4 separate regions of the Homo sapiens genome follow, and regions 2, 3 and 4 are each linked to region 1. Evidence: chromatin loops called from intact Hi-C (ENCODE). Cell type or tissue: PC-9. All regions are shown on one strand.

Region 1 (5,000 bases):
ACCATGCCCAGCTTTTTTTTTCAATTTTTTTGTAGAGATAGGATTTCATTATGTTGCCCAGACTGGTCTCCAACTCTGGGGTCAAGCAATCCCCTCTGCCTCAGCCTCCCAAAGCACTGGGATTACATGTATGAGCTATTGCATCCAGCCAGAAATGACTGATACTCCTATTAGTAAACTCATCGTGTTTGATCCATTAGCTAACATTACCTTAATTGACACAATGACCATCACTAGTGGATCAGATAAGGGAAATTCGGATGAATACTAGAACACCATCCTGCAGTTAAATGCCATGAATAGGATGCATTCATAGTTGTACACACATCTTAAGCACTGAGTGGAAAGAAAGAATGAGATCAATAAGGTGAAACTTGGAATTGATTGAAGGGCCATAACAGAAAATAACGTAGAACTATTTATGTAAATTGGAATACATTCCACTGTACATTGAAGAAATCATACATATCCAAAGACATATTATTAAATGCATTAGAATAGCTGGGGTGGAATGGGAAGGAATTTTAGGGACAAGGGGGGAACATGTAGCCCAAATGATACTTAATCCAGCAACTGAAAGGAGACAACAGGTTGAAAGATGAGGAGTCTGAAAGTAGGTGCTGTAAGTGTGACTAGCATAGAGAGACAATGGCAAAGATTCTAGACATTGTTTAATGGGAAGTCCAACGGCAGTTTGCTTCACAGAAATAGCAAATAAAAGTGTATTTAAGGAAAGCACTTTGATACTTATTTTAGCACTAGCAAAATTGGATGGCATATATTTTCTGATAGATGCAAAAATATCATAAGTCATAATAGTGTTTATGTATTTCAAAGGAAAGATTGTTAGAAACAGCAATCTGATAATGCAGGTGCTCTTAATGGGAGCCTCAAAACAGAACATACAAATTAGTAAGAATCGAGACTATTTTCCATATAACTAAGAAATCTTTGCTATGGATCTGTTAAAGAAATTGCAAAGATCCCTGAACATACATCATATGCAAGGATTCATACCTGGCCCTTAATTCTCTTATGAAACAAACAGCTTAGGACTGTAGGACATTTTCATCAAGCACATTTGAGAAGGAAGAGGATCCCACTGCTTAATAATTCTAAGTTTTAGATTCCTATGTAAGAGAAGAGGCACAGTTCCAGTTTAGCCATTTAGTAAGTGAATTATATATGATTTTAGATGAAGGTCTTTAGACAAGAGACTCGTCTCAGTGTCTAACTGCTGGAAAGGGTGCAATAAAAATACATTTACAGCCCTACAGAATAGCAGCAGCCATTAAAGTTGTACTACTGATTAAAGAAAAACTCCTAATTGAATAAGATTACTTACTTTGGTCTCATTGTAGTACTAAAATATGGCTTCAAAAAGGCCAGCTCCTAGTGATACAAAATATATCTTTTGACTGCCTACATTTGGCAAAGAGTTATACATTTGAGAAGGTGTCTGAAAGTATTGATAACATCAGAGAATACCCAAGCAGGATTTCATTTACCAGGACAAAGTAGATGATGGGGGAAATGTAAAGGATCATAATGTTCTTGAGTCATTAATGACCTCAGCAGCAAAATGTTTCAACACGTGTTTGTGGACTTTGCACTACTGTATGTCTCAAGATTTCAAGGCATTAGAATCAGGACCATAAGGAGAACTCTGTAAAGACTTTAAGATGAAAGGCCTTATCACTGCAGAACTGTTACGACATGCTGAGAATGCAGTCATCATGCCAGTTGCAGACGCTCTGCAGATGGAAATGCAGAATTACTCCAGGGGACAGAGGCAGGTAGGATGCATTATTTAAGAGATGCACTATTTAGCCAAATATGAAACATTCGGTTTAAAGTGTTCTGGGGAAAGGTGGGGATGCGTGGGAGGGATAGATTAGGAGAGTTTCCTACCTCATTCCTACAACTCTTCTTTCAAACTCAGGCAAAAAAAAATTTTAACACCCCAGAACAAAACAGGTGCATTCCTTGGAGGTTAGCATCCTGGTAGGAAATAGCCTTTGACACACCGCCATCTAGTGACGGCAGAGGAGAACTCAAAGCTCTTTCCCCGCCCCCGCTTCAAACTCACTGGAGAGGAAGAAGGAGTCGCTTATGCAGCCTGGAACTTCTTTTGCATTCTACACCCTCTCTGAAGAGCAGAACGCCCACCGGACTTTAATAATGGCAGTGCATTCTGCTTTCATTTGATTGAATTCTGATACCTTTCATCATCGTGGATGAGGATAATACCATCTATCCCTAAGGTTATTGTGAAGATAAAAGTGACTCACACTGGCAGCACTAACCACCATGCCTGGTGTAGAGCAAGCACTCAGATCTACACCAACCAGTGTTAGAACCAATGACATTCCTACATTTAAAAACTCACTCGCCACTCCTTAGAGTTAAGCCAGTCCATCTAGGCCTGTCAGGCTGCCCGACCTCAGTGACCCACAAAGGTAGGTGGCCAAAGGCAGGGGCAGGGGCAGTGGCATTTCTACTGGACAAGGGCAAATAGTCTGTTAAGTAGAAGACTTCCATTCTTTCCTTTATTTTTAGGACCATTATTCTTTCCATGACCTCCCATCAGAATTGCTTTTTTAACAATTTTTTTGGTTTCACATAACACCTTTGGGAATCTGGTAAAACATATGAGCTCCCTAGAAAAGTGCGCATGAGCTGGGTGCAGTGGCTCATGCCAGTAATCCCAGCACTTTGGGAGGCCGAGGGGGGCAGATCGCTTGAGCCCAGTAGTTCAAGACCAGCCTAGGCAATGTGGTGAAACCCTGTCTCTACAAAAAAAATACAAAAATTAGACAGGCCTGGTGATGCGTGCCTGTAGTCTTGGGAAGATGGGTGGATCACATGAGCCCAAGAGGTTGAGGCTGCAGTGAGTCATAATCACACCACTGCACTCCAGCCTGGGCAATAGAGTGAGACCCCGTCTCAAACAAGTGTGCTCATGAAATCTTACATTTGATCTTGGGTGCTCATTAACCCCTAAAGATTATTCCTATGAACAAAAGATTAATACTGCCTCATATTGACACTGCAGGTCATCTGGAAACAGGGGCATAGGGATTTTCCCTCCAGCTCCTTTTTCAGCCCCTTCCTTCCAGCACTGGGGGAAGTGACATGTGAACACATGTCATATACATGTCAACATGCCTCCTCATATACATGTTTTCATCTTTGCCCTAGGGGAGATGGGCTTGCCACTACTTTCGTTCAAAGTAATTCAGCATGTCAAGAACAGACACAAAGAAAAGCATTTCATGCCACAAAGAGCAATTTCCAAAGATCAGAGAAGGGAAATCCAAATACAGGCCTCCCACCTCCCCCGCCACCAGCCCACCTGCTGCCCATACCCTCGTGCCTGCCGCACCCCTTCCCCCCTTACCCCCCACCCCCCCATCCCACACCCACCACCATATGAAAGTCCCGGATTCCTAGTAAGGAAAACCAGTGTCCTTGAATTTTAATAAAGTGAGTTCACATCTCACTTTATTAAAGTGACCAACTGGCCAGCTTGGTCAAAACCATTTGTTCATCTTGCTGCATGCACAGCTGATCACAATTTGCAGAGAAGAGGGCATTGCTCATTGAGGAAAGGCTGATAGAAGCCTTTCAGGTAGTTCAAGCTTGACTGTCTCCCTTCTCCAAACGGGAGAAGGTACATCAGGGCTGCCCCTGGGCAGATATAGCTACAAGCAGAAGATGACAGGCATGTAAAATACATTGACAACAGAAGACTACAGACATCTGACAGGCAACTCAGGATTTTAAACAACCACTACCACCACCACAACACAGTTGCCCAGGGTGGCCAGCAGATTTGGTTACCCTTATCTTCATAAAAAGTCACACTTTCTACTAAAGAAGTGCCTAAGTTAGGGGGTGACCTAAGCTATTGCTCACTGGAAACCACAAGGCTTTCCTTACTCCATCACCAGTCAATCTTGAACCATGGAAGCTGTTTGTTGGATTGCAGTATTCCTTCGGCAGTCTTTGACATTGTACATGGCTCACTGTGATTTTAAGGATGTCATTTAACATAGCTTTTTTATATAGTTCAATAACTTCAAAGAGACATTATCTGTTCTGGATGAGGGATATGCATAGTCAAGCATGCATACTTCCAAGGTCAAGTATATCACATACCCAGCTAGACAGTGGATGAAGCAGGAAGAAGAAAGCTGGCTTTAATAGAAGTATGTTGATTTTCCTTTTTCCTCCAAGAGGGGATTAAATTTTATTTTATAATTTTGGTCTCAATTTCTCTAAATTGAGTTCAAGCCAAACAGTGCCTCTGTGGATGACCATGTGACCCTAAGCCTGGTCACCTCTAATTAGCTAGTCTCCACCTTTCCCTTTGGTCTCCTAGACAAAGCCGTCTTTCATATCTTTTTTCCTGCTTGCTTTATACTTTTCTGTTTCCTTCATTTGATCTTCCACCTCACCGATTTATTCTGCTTTGTCTACTACTGTTTATCCTATATATACATATATATATTCTTCATTTGTATTCTTCTCATACTTGGTCTTTTGATTTCTTGTTTCATGCTGCCAACACCATTCCTCATTTCAAGTTTCTTGATCATCCCTGTAAGTCCTTGTTGCATCTGGTCCAATCCTTGTTTCAGAGGGTCTACTGTTCAGTTTGCGGCACTCTTCAAGTGTCTAGTTACTGAGCCTGTGAGCTATTCCTTGGGGCTCTGAGCTCCTCTGCCTGGTAATAGGACCTGAGAATGGCTGCAATCAGGCTCTCCTCTGTCTCAGTCCTGGTGAGCCTAAGGGGTGGGCAGGAGTTGAACCACAGGCTCCAGAGAACTGCCTTCCATCTCTCCACCAGGAAATTCCTATCTTTCAACTCTAGGATGCAGCCTTGGGATGAGCTACCGTAATGCCCTTATCCCTGGGGCTTAGGGGTGGAAGGGTAGACCCAGAACTGCCTGTGGGTAACTGGGCAGCCCCCTCCTTATTTCCTCAACTCCTCACAG
Region 2 (5,000 bases), 320 kb before region 1:
ATTTCTACTACTAGGCTTGAAAGGTTTGAAAATATCACCTTAAACAGCATCACTCTACCTGCTTCCACCTTCTGAGAGCAAGGAGCTTGTGTGTGGTACTTTAAGTCGGGAGTTGCAAACTTCAGTGTTTTGAGTGTCATCCTGTCAGTAGGCATCCTATGCTAGCATGGGCCAGGACAGCAGTCAGCACAGGTGCCGGCCACAGCTTTGCACCACAGCCACTGGGTTTGCTAACTTTACCCCTTTGGGAATGAAGGTCCTAGGGAAGGTGCCAGTCTAGCTGATGGATGGGTTCTCCCAGGGCTCAGGGAGCTGGCTGTTTACTCACAGGCATGGGACTATTTTGACATCTCCACCACTGGTAGAACTTTACCAGAGCACACTGGTTCAGCCCCATCCCTGCCCACAGGGACCAGGCAGGTTAGGAAAATGGGTGAAGCAGGTGAGTGTTCCGTGGGGGGGTGGGGATGACAGGGAAAGGAGAATGTGCCCCACACCAAAAAAGTATCCTGGTGATGATCACAGCAGGAAGTTTTTCCAAGAGAAAGCAAAAATCCAGATTTTTTAAATGAGAAAATTTCAGATTTTAAAATGTTTGAAGCCAACTCAAGTTTTTGTTCAAACACCTGTGGCTCAACTGGAATATAGCCAGGGCTGGAGCTGGCCCTTGGGAGTCCCCTCCCCCAGCTTTAAGCCAATGACTCTCCCTTCACCACTGGGGCTCTGTCCTCCCACCTTCTGTTTAAAAGTGAGGATGGGCTCTGGTTTCTGCTTAAGATGTAGAAAGCTGGGGAAACATCATTTCCACCCTTACGATGAGAAAAAACTGACCATTGTGCAAATTCACAACTTTTCTTGAACCTATAGGAGAGCTGAAGCCACAGGGTAAACAACTCAAAATCTAAAGAAAGACAAGTACCTGTAAGGAAAGAGGGGACATCAGCACTTGCTTACCTAGAACAGATGTCACCAGATGCCATACTAGTCAGTGAGAAGAGTTCACCTAAAATTTTTAATGACTTGCTAAAGCCTAAGTGAGGTTAGTGTGAAAATATGGAGCCCCTGGGTGCCACAGACGCAGGTGCTGTGTTGAAACTCTAACCCCAGCCGGGCACGGTGGCTCACGCCTGTAATCCCAGCACTTTGGGAGTGTGAGGCGGGTGGATCACGAGGTCATGAGATCGAGACCATCCTGGCTAACACGGTGAAACCCCATCTCTACTAAAAACACACACACACAAAAATTAGCCGGGCATGGTGTGGGCACCTGTAGTCCCAGCTACTGAGGAGGCTGAGGCAGGAGAATGGCGTGACCTGGGAGGCGGAGCTTGCAGAGAGCAGAGATTGTGCCACTGCACTCCAGCCTGGGTGACAGAGCGAGACTCCATCTCAAAAAAAAAAAAAAAAAAAAAAAGAAACTCTAACCCCTAAGGTGATGGTATTTGGAGGTGGGGCTTTGGGGAGGTGCTTAGGTCATGATGAGGGCAGAGCCTCCATAAATGTGACTAGTGCCCTTATTAAAGGAACCCCAGAGAGAGCTGGCTTCCCCTTCTGCCACATAAGAACCCAGTGAGAAGGCAGCCATCTCTGAGGAAAGCCAGCCTTCACCAGACAATGAATCTGCCAGCACCTTGATCTTGGACTTACCAGCCTTCAGAACTGTGAGAAATAAATTTCTGTTGTTTATAAGTCACGCAGTTTATGGTATTTTGTTATAGCAACCCAAAGAGACTGAGACACGAGGGAATTTGTACATACTAGCAGGCTTTTCTTCCCTGATCTCACCAAGCACTCATAAGAAAGATTTGGAGCAGAGCAAGAGTCCTGAGAAAGCGTCTTTCGTGGTGCAGCCCTTGGGCAAGGGAACAGCAGCAGCTGCTGCAGGAACAGTAAGAGGTCCTTCCTCCCTGTGGAATGATGATAAGTTGCTAAGAGAAGGGCAGCGGACTCCGCTGCCTTTAGAGCACCCACTGCAGCTGGAGGAAAAGAACAGAAAAAAATCTCCACCCCTGAGAAAGAGGCTCAAACTAGTAAAAGTCTCCTACAGCTGGGGGCAGTGCAGAGTCATTTAGAAGGCCTCATTCTTGAGACACCGGCATGGTGCCTGCCTGACAGGTTGAATCAGAACAAAGAACGCTCCTTCTCCCACCCACACACTGTGACTGGGTCAACAAGTGTCAGGTAACAAGGGACACCATCTATTGCTAGGACAGGGGCAGGAGCATTGCTAGGAGAGACAGCCTCTCAGAGGTGCAGGTGCAATAATACCTGAAGCTAAGATTGAAGCAGACACTGAGAAAAACCCTCTGGAAACAATTCGCATGTCCTACAACTGGGGAATAGATTAAGAAACTGTGGTGCATTGTACAACGGAATACAAAACCGCAAGATAACGGACTGAACTACTGATACACTCAATGACACAGATGAATCGTACATGTGTTGTGTTAATTCCTACATACTGTAGGATTCCACATACATGACATTTGTGCAAAGGCAGAACTATAAGGACAGAAAACAGATCACTGGTTGCCAGAAGCTGGGATTGGGGCAAAGATTAAACACCAAAGGAGAACAGAGAAATTCTGGGGTGAAAGAATTGTTCTTTATCTTGACTGTGATAATGGTTCCAAGACTATGCTTTTCTCAAGACTTGCAGAACCATACACTAAAAAGGGAGAATTTTACTCTGGGTAAATTATACCCTAACAAAATAATCAGAAAAAAATAAGGGTCATTAAATTATCAGGTCAACCATCAGTCCATATCTCTTGACCATTTTTTATTTTAAGTTGGTTTAGTTGTCCTAAGAGAAGTAAAAATCAATAGCAAAGGATGAGCACATGAATAGGTCAGGCTCCTTTTAACTGTAAACGACAGTAACTCAGCTCTATCTACCTTAGGACCAAGAGTAATTTGATGAGAGGACTGTCTGTATCTCTCACAGACTGGCAGCCTAGGCACCTGGAACAGCGGGAAGCAGGAATCCACTTCTGGTCCTGTGTACATCACTCTCATTGCACACTGGCTTCTTCTAAATGGAGGTGAACATGGCTCTCAGCAGCCCCCCTGCCTCACATTTCACAGCTTCACCAACAAGGAGGAACTATGTCTTGTACTCTAATTCCAGTTCAAAAGATCCCAGGGAACACTCTGATTGGCCCAACTGAAGCCAATCAACAGTGGCCAAGAGGAAGTGATCCTGTGATTAACTTCCATAACACATAGTTGGAGATCTAAATAGACAAAATATTAATTGTCTATTGCAGCTTAGCATAATTTTAATGCAAGAAATTTTTTTTTCTTCTCCAAAAGATGCTGAAGTTCTCCTTCTGGCTTTAGGTCATTTTAGTTTTGTTTAACAAGCAACTATTGTGAATCTGCTCTGGGGTGAGAGGTGGAGGAACCAAGAAGAGTAGGACAAAGTCCTTCCTTTCAAAAACCCACATCACAGTCAAATAGGGGAGACAGCTACATAAGTAGCTCATTGCAAAGTCCTGTGATAAGTGCTATGAAAGCATAGCTGGAGAGGAACCACCTAACCAAGTCTGGGTCACAGACAAGATTTCCTGTAAGAACTGATTTTGGACAGTCTTGAAAGTTGAGTTAGAAGGGGAAGGGCCTTCCAAACAGAAGTGTAAAATCCAAATGATTACAGGGGCATGGTTCTCACAATTAATCAATTGACTGTAAACCCCTCCATGGGAGAGGTCAGGTCTTTATGATAAAGATACAAATACTTTACTTTTTTTTTTTTTAGCATTTTATCATTTTCAGAACACTTATCTAACAGAAACAGTACCACAAATAGGGAAATAAGAACAAAACAAACTTCTGAGAAAAAGATGAGTAGATTTTCTTCAACAGTGCTCAGCCCACACACGCCCCACTGCAGTCCCAGGAATAGGACTGGCCTGCAGGTAGGTTAATTGCTCCAAGATTGGGGCTTTGCAGGTGGGTGTGGTGGAATCTGAAAATGGCCAGGAACTTCCAAGTTGCTAAGCAATGCCTCATGGGGCCTAGACTGGGCAGTGAAGGTCGATGCAGACCTGTGAGAAAAGCGAGCATCAAGGAATTTGAGTTCTAATGAGTTTAAAGAACCAAACATGGGAATAAGGCCACAAGGAGTTGGAGGGAAAGAGGGTGAAGTCTGAGATGGAAAGATTTCTGAGATTGTGTAGTTCTAGCAGGTGGCATGCTCCATAGGATGTGGCTGTGCCAGGTTTGCTGAAGAGGTCGTGGGGAAGATAGTTATTGGAGGTGAAGAGGTCAAGGACCTTTGAGACAAGATGTTGGATGTCATTGAAGTCATCAAGGTTTATGGATAAGCCTAGAGTGGAGAGCAAAGCCAAGAGGCAGGTGCGAAAGCTTTCAGGGAAGAAAGGAAATGACCAGGAGGCTATGAAAGATGGCCACTGGGAGGGGAGAAGGAAGTAGAGATGGATGACAAGAGCTTCAAGAAGAAGGCCTTTGCATGGGCATGGAAGAGCCAGGTCCATGAGCAACTGCAGAGTCGGTGGGAGACGGCCATCGCTCCACTGGCAAGATGCTCCTAAGCAAGACAGAAGAGCTGGAGATAAACGAGCAGCCCACACTCAGGAAGTAAGTGACAAAGCATCGGCCAGCATCGAAGGTGCCAGCATAGCAAATATTTGCCGAACACCAGATTCTGCCTGAATGTAAAGATCAGCTCAGTGTTCACCAAAGTGTAGCACTGCATTACTTTTCATGAGTGAGATGGTCATTTTCTCAGTTTAAGACTAACAATCTAAGACTAACATCTTATTCTACTGTGTATTAGAAAAAATATATGCCACTTTGGGAGGCTGAGGCGGGTGGATCACCTGAGGTCAGGCGTTCGAGACCAGCCTGGCTGGCTAACATGGTGAAACCCCGTCTCTACTAAAAATACAAAAATTAGCCAGGCATGGTGGCAGGTGCCTGTAATCCCAGCTACTTGGGAGGCTGAGGCAGGAGAATCACTTGAACCTAGGAGGTGG
Region 3 (5,000 bases), 560 kb before region 1:
GCACACACTGGCAGTTGACATCAGGTTAGCTGGAGAGTCCAGGGAGGATAACAGGGGGCCTCTGGCAGCATCTGCTACAAAGGTCATTTCAGGGCCGAGAGAGTCTTTTGGCTCATATTTCACATTCACAAGTTTTAAGTTGAAACACCATCTCTGAGGGTACAGAAGTAGTTACAGAGCTATACAGAGAGGATTGAAAGAAGACATCCTTCAAAACAACTTTAAACTTGTGTCTCATTAACAGACCACAGTAGTAATAATTATACACAATGAATTTAATATTTCTCACAAATCCTTTATCTTGTAATTTGTACAATATATTGTCATATATTTTTGTGTTTAATAGACGTTCTTTGTTAAATGTGGATGTTGAAAGTATCTAGCATTTAAATTTGTTGTAAACCTGAATTGATATTTCTTTATTTTTTAAAATATATTGGGAGTCTCAAAAACTGAAAAACACCTGGTCTCTGTCACCACTAAAAAGGCCCCATTTAGCCTGGTGCAGTGGCTCAGGCCTATAATCCCAGCACTTTGGGAGGCCAAGGCGAGTGGATCCTTGAGCCCTGGAATTCAAAACCAGCCTGGGCAAAATGATGAGACTCTGTCTCCACAAATAAATAAATAAAAGTTAGCCAGGCAGACGTGGTGGTGCATGCCTGCAGTCCCCGCTAGCAGGAAGGCTGTGGTGGGAGGATCAATTGAGCCTGGGAGGTGGAAGCTGAAGTGAGCTGTGTTTGCACCACTGCACTCCAGCCTGGGTGACAGAGTGAGACCCTGTCTCAAAAAAACAAACAAAAAGCTGGGTGCGGTGGCTCACACCTGTAATTCCAGCACTTTGGGAGGCCAAGGTGGGCAGATCACCTGAGGTCAGGAGTTCAAGACCAGCCTGGCCAACATGGTGAAACCCGGTCTCTACTAAAAATACAAAAATTAGCTGGGCTTGGGGGCGCATGCCTGTAATCCCAGCCACTCGGGAGATTGAGGCAAGAGGATCACTTGAACCTGGGAAGCGGAGGCTGCAAATGAGCCGAGATGGCGCCACTGCACTCCAGCCTGGGCAACAGAGCGAGACTCCATCTCAAAACAAACAAACAAACAAACAAACAAACGCCCCAATTAAAAACAATAGCATCACGGAGAATTAGGACCAAAATTTAGAAGAAGAATAAAACAGCCCAAGAGACAGCGTCAGGGCATTTTTTTTTTTCACCTACTAGATAAAGAAGCAGTAGGGCAGTGCACATCGTTCCTGTGCAGAGCTATTTCTTCTTGAGCTTCACAGCACTTTGTGTACAGAAATGAAGAATGATGCCCAGAAACTCCACTTTGTAGAACTAAGCAGATTGAGCCAGTTGATCCAGGAACCTCTCTCAAATCTTGCTTTTTATCTTTTGTCTTAAAGAAAACAAATTATGAGGCAAAAAGTAACCATTGTTGGAGGATAAATCAGAAAGTTGTCATTTTCCCTTTTAGAACTAGTGGGATTTACTACCTGTTCTGAATACAGTATAAGAATATAATGGGCAGCAATGAATGAGTAATCATAAAAATATCCAAAGCAGAATTCCATCGAGTTTTAAAAATTGTTTCCTTCATAAAGCATAAAGGAAATGTGCATATTTATCTTCAAATACAAGCAGATTAAATTGAGATACGTCGTTTAATTGAACTATAAGTTAAAAATTCTTAATGAGATCATCTTGTGAAAACCTAAACTCTACATTATTCCTCCTGAAAATCTGCCTTCTCCAGACAGAAATGTATAAATGGTCATTGACTAACCAGGCTATAAACTGCTCATTTGTAAGGATAACCTTCGAACTTGCATTACAATTGAAGAGATGAATAATTTTCACAAGTAAGAAATAGATATTTTTGTTGAAATTATGCAATTTATATTAATCCTCTTGATCACAATTTACAAAAAGTTAAGAAGAGAAGCTTTTTTGAGATGTTTTTATGGTGTTAATAAAAATAATACAAATTGGAAATTTTGTATTATAATTACCCCTATTAAAGCATGTGTCATTTCACTGGGATTTTTAGTCTTCAGAATCAAGCAATAAATGCATATAATGTTGGCTATTCAGTCTGCTCAATGGGATATAGATGGGATATTGTGACAAATCTTTTTTCTACCTATTTGTGAAAAATGAAATGTTTAGTAAGTATTTTTTAAAGGGTAAAAATACTTTAACTCACAAGTAGCCAGAGAGCAGCTAGAGGTTTGTGAAACGGTGGTCAAGGGCCTGATTCCCAGCACTCACTGGGTAGGAAGTTACACACCTGCTGTACAGCGAGACAAGTCGTTGCCACAGGAGTTTGCAGTTGCACCACAGCGCCATCAAGTGAAGGGGTGAGAAAGGTGACTCTCAACAATTATTAATACTCAAGGTAGGTACCACTCCTGTTGAACATATTGCTCCCAGATATAGCAGCCTAAAAACCACAGAGTCATTATGTCACTCAGTTTCTGACAGGAATGTGGGAGTGGCTTAGCTGAGTGGTTCTGGCTCAGAATTGATCCTGAGGTTGTGGTCAAGATGTCACCTGCAGTCATCTGAAGGCTTGACTCAGGCTGGAGGGTCTGCCTCTAAGGTGGCTCCCTCACATGACTGCAGGCAGTCTCAGTTCCCCACCAGATAGATCTCTCCACCAGGCTGCTCACCCGTCCTCAGGACATGGCATGGGCTTCCTGCAGAGGGAGGGCTCAGAGAGAGAGAGCGAGCAAGCAGGAAGCTGTAATACCTGGGAATCACCTACTCTCCAAAGTCACACACCATCATTTCTGTGTTGTTCTAGTTGTTAGAAGCACATCACTAGGTCCAGCCCACATTCCAGGGGAGAGGAATTAGCCTTCATCTTTTGAAAGGGGCGTCAAAGAATTTCACATTTTAAGTCATCGCAGTGCAGCCAGCCCAGAGATCAGATGACTCAGCCAGTTTGCCCTCACTAGATCTAGAGGGCTCCCGTCCACACCCTTGCTAGGTGTTTACAGTGCATTTCTAGCACTAATGTTTAAGACATAGATCCAAATGCCACACAACTAAAATAAGTTGAAGAATCAATTTGTGATGAAAATACAGACAATTCTGGCTGGGTGCAGTGGCTCACGCCTGTAATCCCAGCACTCTGGGAGGCCGAGGTGGGCGGATCACGAGGTCAGGAGATTGAGACCATCCTGGCCAACATAGTGAAACTCCGTCTCTACTAAAATACAAAAATTAGCTGGGCGTGGTGGTGCATGCCTGTAATCCCAGCTCTGTAATCCCAGCTACTCAGGAGGCTGAGGCAGGAGAATCCCTTGAACCAGGGAGTCGGAGGTTGCAGTGAGCTGAGATCGCACCACAGCACTCCAGCCTGGCGACAGAGTAAGACTCCATCTCAGAAAAAAAAAAAAAAGAAAGAAAGAAAAAGAAAATGTAGACAATTCTGCCTTTTTAGAAAGTAGGACCTGGCACAATAGTATACTTTCAGATATGAGCCTGTTTGGATGGCACCCCAGTTCATTCAGAGAATGTCTCCAGCATTATTTTGTCTTAGCACAACCAGCTGAACTCACTGGAGTGTCGCTAGCCTAAGCAAGCCTAGTCCTGAGAGTCGGGGTTGCAGAAGATGTATGTTAGGGTGAAAGTGGGGTGGTAAAGGAAGAGGACACAGAGTAGGTCTGAAAACAGTGTTCTGGACAATCATTCCAAAATGAACCACTCTACAAAGCTTTACTTGAAGGATTGATATTTAAACACATCAGTCATTAGATGTCTTTATATTTAATGGGTTTCAATTTCACAAGACCTCTCATTGCTGGTTGTGTGCTTTGAGGGAACAGGGAAGAAAAGGTTAAAAAATATACCCCCAGCTTATAATGTGGAAAGAGTTTACTTGAAGCTGCACCACTCAACCAAGTCCATTCTGTTGTTTCTAAACCAACAAAAAGCATGGTGAAGAGAAGGCATCTGGTGGATATTGGCTGAATTTTTTTAAAAACAACTGGCTAGCAGGGCAAAGCATCAACCCTGGCCAGTGGAGAACTTGCCATCTTTGCCTGGCACTACTTCATTCCACTCCTCCCTGACCCCAGTCAGCAGGTACTCCTTCCTCCCAGGCCTTTGCACAGGAATCATGCAAACTGGAACCCATCCCATGCACTAAAAAGATTCTGGAAGTTTCATTTCTAATGTTCCTATTTTCTCACCATGTAGCAAAAAAGCAGAAGAGCACACACTCCCAAATAAAATGGTGAATTCTTTTACTAGCAGTATTCTACTGAACAGAACTCTTTTAAAATGCATTTTTCCATTGCCACATTACAGTGATAATTAATATTCATAATAATGACCTTGAAGGTCTCTCAGAGTCTGAGGAACCTAATGAATAATTAAGAGAATGAAATGGTTTTCAATAAGATTTCATGCTTAGTGCTTTTTGTATTCTAATACTTTTGATAGATTGTCATGGTTGATTGTCTAATTCCCCAGTCATGCGAGTAAACAGAGAATTTAATGTGTTTCAAGGGGACTTCCATGGTAAGTTATTTGCAAGCATATTAAACCAAAATCTGAAGTGCATTAAAAATCCTCAGCCAACGCTAGCATACACGCAGGCTGCCACATGAATTGCAGCTATAGGGAGCTATGGCTAGCTGGAACCACTCAGAATCCATCCTTTTCCTTCTAGATAGAAAAAGAAAATAATTATTGGAACTAAGGATAATTATACATAAAATTATATACCAAAATATTGTTCTTATAGTTGAGGATTCATTTGTTGCTCTTATTCATTGTCATATGTTTAAAGAATTTGACACAAGATTGATATCAAAAAATTATCTGGATTGGGGGTTCCTTTCCTATTCCTGGTGCCACTTCATGCTGTAATAAACTCTCACTCTTGTTTCTTTCTTGTTACCCCTGTTATGGTAGACATATCACTCTACTTGGAGAAAATTCCAAATCACTGTTTACAGTAGAAGAAAAATCCAATACCTATATTCGGCA
Region 4 (5,000 bases), 200 kb before region 1:
CCCCGCGTATGCGTGTGTGTGTCACGCGTTTAATCGCACAGAGTAATTCCCAGACGTGCAAGACAAAGCATTTCAAGCAAAGATGGTCCAGAGTTCAAATTGGAAAGCACATCTCGAGGCGCTGAATCTGTTCTCGCCGTCTGCCTCGGTCTCTGGGGCGTCGCATCCAGGAGAAGGGTTTTAACTCCCTGCCAGATCCGCTCGGAATTAGCTCTTCTGGCGGTGCAGCAACAAGTGGCCCCGCCGCCTCCCTTGTGCACTCGGAGGGACTACATCCTCCTCCTCTCCCAGCCCCTAGTCCAAACGGGAGTAGGTAATGGCGGGGAAAGGGGGAGGTGACGAGAGCGGGGAGAAGGAAGTACATATTTTTTAATTGTGAAATTGTCTGTCTGCGTGCTGTGCTCTGGGATTCTCTTGTCTCAATCAACTTCAATTTTAACGTGGCCGTAACGTTAAGATTAAGACCTAGAAATGAAAACGTACCCACCTTTCTTATTACAAAGGTCGTTTGTTGTTGTTGTTTTTTTAAAACACCAAGTAACCCCCCCCCCCCCCCCCCACGGACTTATACTTTGTTTATGAGATTTCTCCAACCTTGGTGGTTTGGAGAAATGAGGTGGGGGAGGGGAGGACCAAGGGCAGCAAGACGTCCACTACGAAAATAAGATACTTACTAATTTAATAGGGCCGTTCCTTTTTACATAAGATGCTCCCCCACCCCCCACCAATTTACAATAGGTAAACTTTGAGCTTCCTCAAAGTTTCGCTATCTAGCGTTTATGCCCGAAGCTTTACGAATAAACTCCCTTTCCAGGTAAACCTGCCCAACCCTTGTCCTATGCCCAGCGAAGCCCAGGTACGATGGGTCAAGGACCCCTGGCTTCCACATTGTCTGAGTCACGTTCCAGTTGGAAAGGCCATCTTGGGCGAGGGACGTGTTGCCCGACTGGTCTAAATAAGGAAAGAAAGTGGAGTACCAAAGAATCAAGGGCCTCTGTTCCTCCCCATCCCGCCACCACCACCACCGGTCCCCGGGCTCTGCTGAGCGCTGCGGCGGTCTTGGCTGAAAACTGCGTCCCCGCCCAAATCGAGCGCAAAACTCCCTTGGACAGAAGTTTGAAAGAATCCAGTGTAGAAACAGACTTCTCCGTCCAATTTGGTTTTAATCAGTAATCATATAAGTATACCCACATAACCACCTAAGTGGAGAGCAGACGCCCAGATTCACGGTCCCCACGTGTTGCTGGAGTTGGCGCAGACGCGTGTGCGGGCATAGCGGCGGACGTGACACCGCATTTTCTCCGAATTCCTGCCATCTAGGGTGGTGCCGCCCCAAGAGGGGGCCGTGGGGAGGTGGGGTAATAGGCTGCGCAATCCACTTGCTCTGGGGGAGCTTAGGGTTCAGAGCAGAGCGCAACTCCGGGGGGCTGTCGCACAGCCCCATTCTCCCACACCAGAAGAGCAATGCTCCTTATGGATGATTAATAGCCGGGCTTCTCCTGACCATGCGGCGCGTCCCTGCCGGCACCACTTAGTTGTTTTAATTTGACCTTTATTAGCAACGTGCTCCCAGAGGCTGCGAGTTGGATTCGCACCACGATAACGGCCCTCTCCCCTTCCACCCGGCCGGCTTCCTGGGAAGGATCGGGGACTGCAGCTCCCGCGACGCCTCCTCCTCCTGCGCAGGGAGCAGGCCTGAGTTCCTCCACGTAATGACCTGGGAGACCTCAGGCATCCCGGGGCCTGGTCGGAGGGTCTTCGGGCCCTGGAGCTGGGCGGTGTCTGCAGTGCACCGCCGTGAGTTTCTCTCGGGTACAATGTGCTGGTGTGCAGAGAGGAGGAAAGGAAAAAAAAAAAACCCAACACCACTCTTAAGTGGCACTGGCATCTATGAAGTGGCAGTGGTCTACACTGAGCGTGCCCTTGCCTGGAGGTGTAGGGGGCGGTTACTGCAGCCGAGGGGAGGGTACTGCGGCCAAGGGCAGGGCGAGAGGACAGTCAAGGCCGGCTGGCCGCGTGGGAGCCTTTCCTCTCCGGGTTCAGCGGCCGGAATCACCAGCACTGCGGCTAAAGGGGCTGGTAGGCTCTCCTGCACCCCGCGTGCTCCTCCGCCTTCTCTGTGTCCCCCGGCTTTTCCAGGAGGAAGATGGGGTGCCCATCGCGAATGGGGCGCGCCGGGCCGCCTGGCCGGGCGGTCACGTGTCCCCCCTCCCCCGCCACTGCGGCGGGAGTTCCAATCAGAGCGCGCCAGGGGGCTCCTCCCGGGCAGGAACCACCCGGCTCGGCGGCGGAGGGTGGGCCGCCGTCACCTGACCGCCCGCCCCCGCCCCCCGCGAGTAAGGGGCGGTGGTAGCGTCTGCTCGGTTACAAATGGCCCCTCCCGCCCGGCTCGCCCGCTCGCTCGGGCTCGGCGCGGACCCGCCTGGGCGTGCTCCTCCCGCCGGCTCCAGGCGTCCCACCGCCCTGCCCGGCGCCAGCCCGCGGTCCCAGCCACTCCTGAGGGCGCGCCGGGCACCCAGCGCGTAGGCTCGCCCACGGAGGTCGACACGGAAGTCTGGACCGCCGAGGCGTGTGGCTCGTCTACCGGCAGGTGAGCGTGCACCGCGGGCGTGGGATGCTGTGGGGACAGTGCGGGGGACGTGTGGGGTCTTCGGATGCGAACGCGAGTCCGTGCGATGCCCAGGTCAAGTTTGCAGAGAGAGTCTGCGGTGTCTGTCTCCTTGGCCTCCTCTTGATGCTCCTGCGGGTTGGGGGCTCGGACCAAAGCTTCTATTTGGGGGAAGGGCTTCAGGACATTCTTGCCTTGAGATACTTGACAAAGGTTGAAAAGACACATCAGGTGGGAGCTTGTAGCTGCTGCTGATGGGGTGAGACAGGTGCAGTCGAGTGTGCACGCATATGTGTGTGGCTCCTGGGTAAGGGTCAGCTCGAGATGGGGAGAAGCCTCTGCGACGGGTCATTCTGTCCCCAAGAGCCACTTAGATTCCGGAGAGTGAAATTGAGCCGCTCTGAGGTGGTCACTAGATGTTATGGCAGCAAACCAGTGACCCCCAGTATTTCTGATATGACCCTGTAGTAGAAGGAGTGCAGATGGTTCAGTACAGAGTGTGTGAGGTTTTAAGGCACCCAGAAAAGATTCCTTTTACCTTATAACTTCTTGACAGAAATTAGTATTAAAAGTGCTGAATCATGCAAAAAGATTAGGAAAATAATTTACTTAATGTTTTGGTAAAGTTTTCCAAAGCTAATAATATCTGCATTTTTGGATCAATGCTTTAAATTTAAGATGTAGGCACTAGGTATTTAAAATCATATTTTAAGACTGTGCCCTTGGCTTTATGACTATCAGTTGCTTTTCTTTCTTTATGATTAGTTGTATCCATTCATTACTTCTTACCACTTTCACTACCCTCAAAACAAACAAAACCCCGGAAAAAAACCCAAGACATGGGATTTTTATTTTTATTTTATTTATTTATTTATTTCTGATGTGTTCATGATTGTAAAGGGAGTGGAGGTATCAGTCCTGGGAAATAAAAAAATCCTCCTCTGATGAATGCAGTGATGGCCAATTTGATCAATTTGATTTGTCATATGCCACTGAAGGGAATGTCAAGCTGATAACATGCAGACTGGAGAGAAAATGAAACAGGAGTTGCCCATTGAGGAAGACATAAGCCCTTATCCGATTGCACTCAGTGAAGGAGCTGGAGGGTAGTCCTTCCACATTGGAACCTGAGTCCTTGGTGGAGGTGCAGTTTTTGATGCAAGTTCTGAGGTCAGACACCATGTAACATAAAGATGAATTTAAAAAAAAATCAGAGTCAGGATTAGTAAAATGGGTGTGTCCAGCGACAGCCTTTGCCCATTTACTCTTGGCTGCACTGTCTGAAATGCTCAGTGGCCTGCTGACTCATAAGGGAACAAGCATGGCTTAGCAAGATTGGATTTTACTTGTAGACTCTAAAGAACTGTACTTGTTAAAAAAAAAAAAAGATTTTTGAAAAAGCATCATCGGAGACATCCATAATAGAGAAGCTAGTCTCTCTTTCTCACATCTCTTCTTCCAGGAGGTTTCTCCCTGATTCCTTGACTTGTCACCTTTATTTCAATACCTGTCATCCATGCTTGTGCAAAACACATCTGATTTGACACAAAGGTTTTAATCTGAATCTTAACATGAGAAACGGTGGGACTCTTAGCAACATGATTATTTCAAAGGTATTTTTGAAGGATACTGAAAAACTGGAATATGAACGATTAATTGAATTTTCTTTACAGCACAGACTCCCTTAACATTGCATGCAAGACCAGGGAGCCCCACCCTGTTTCTGAGCATCTGCATGAAAGACCAGGAAAGGAATTCGACAATTGCAGTGGTGCAGGGAGAGGCAGCTTCTAGGCTTGGGCATTACCTTTATTTAAATAATTACTAACAAATTTGGAGGGTAGGCTTTAATCCATAGGCAGGTCTTAAAAAGCACAGTGTTATTTCTTTTCACCTGTCAGCTTGTTAAAATGTCCATTTAACTTTGAGAGGTTGATTTTGTTAGAAAAGGGATACAGATCGAGAGCTTCCAAATTTTAAGATCCTAGGGCTAAAAGCCATAATTGATTGGAAGGACACATATTAAAGCATACAGTGAAGCCAAAAAGAGTTATTTTTGCTTCGATATTCTTAATAAAATTTTTTTTATAAAACTAAGTTTTTTAGAAAGAGGGGGGCTCCTTTTTAGGCAGTGAATGGAATAAATCAGCTTGTGCGATAGACCAGCACCTGGCATCTCAGTTTGAACAGAGATGCATAATTGGAGCAAGAAACAGATGAATGAGCTTACCTTTTACTGCTTGGTCCTTCAAACAGAACCCAGTCATTTCACATCAGATTAGAGGAAGGCCATTTCTACAACAAGACAAGGAGATTTCAAATCTTGTTTCAAATCTATGGGAAAGAAAATGTTTTGAGCTGCTCTGAAGAAAGAGGCATTATAAATTTACAG

What was found. A loop is a pair of places that touch in the nucleus more often than their neighbours do. Peaks named below come from ENCODE experiments on the same cell type or tissue, not always from the same donor. Only the 100,000 strongest peaks of a DNase experiment are listed, where the experiment ranks them.
Region 2: a loop joins it to region 1, with 6 times the contacts of the local background. A loop is called at or near these places in 15 of 110 quality-filtered maps.
Region 3: it touches region 1 in a loop (14-fold over the local background); 2 of 110 quality-filtered maps call a loop at or near these places.
Region 4: a loop joins it to region 1, with 12 times the contacts of the local background. A loop is called at or near these places in 16 of 110 quality-filtered maps.

Annotation. Positions count from the first base shown.
Region 1 is chr3:44,196,795-44,201,794 of GRCh38, forward strand. No RefSeq gene overlaps it. Among named protein-coding and RNA genes, the nearest start is that of TOPAZ1, 43 kb to the right of the region's middle. RefSeq lists an enhancer at 2,117-2,166. In PC-9, a CTCF peak has its summit at 2,042 (motif pointing left); a DNase peak (open chromatin) is centred at 2,027.
Region 2 is chr3:43,877,310-43,882,309 of GRCh38, forward strand. The region is part of intron 1 of LOC107986081 (a long non-coding RNA gene); the gene reads right to left. Among named protein-coding and RNA genes, the nearest start is that of ABHD5, 190 kb to the left of the region's middle. In PC-9, a CTCF peak has its summit at 2,055 (motif pointing right); a DNase peak (open chromatin) is centred at 2,122; H3K27ac peaks cover 466 bases.
Region 3 is chr3:43,636,386-43,641,385 of GRCh38, forward strand. It overlaps a transcript of ANO10 not described here. Among named protein-coding and RNA genes, the nearest start is that of ANO10, 17 kb to the left of the region's middle. In PC-9, a CTCF peak has its summit at 2,345; DNase peaks (open chromatin) are centred at 2,476 and 2,866; H3K4me3 peaks cover 694 bases; H3K27ac peaks cover 2,097 bases.
Region 4 is chr3:43,996,938-44,001,937 of GRCh38, forward strand. LOC124909489 (a long non-coding RNA gene) reads left to right here and starts at 2,395. Exons shown (of 5, transcript XR_007096256.1): 1 at 2,395-2,590. RefSeq lists an enhancer at 1,602-1,661 and a silencer at 2,122-2,651. In PC-9, no CTCF peak of the experiment used is centred here; DNase peaks (open chromatin) are centred at 314, 2,014, 2,314, 3,864 and 1 weaker place; H3K4me3 peaks cover 4,632 bases; H3K27ac peaks cover 4,447 bases.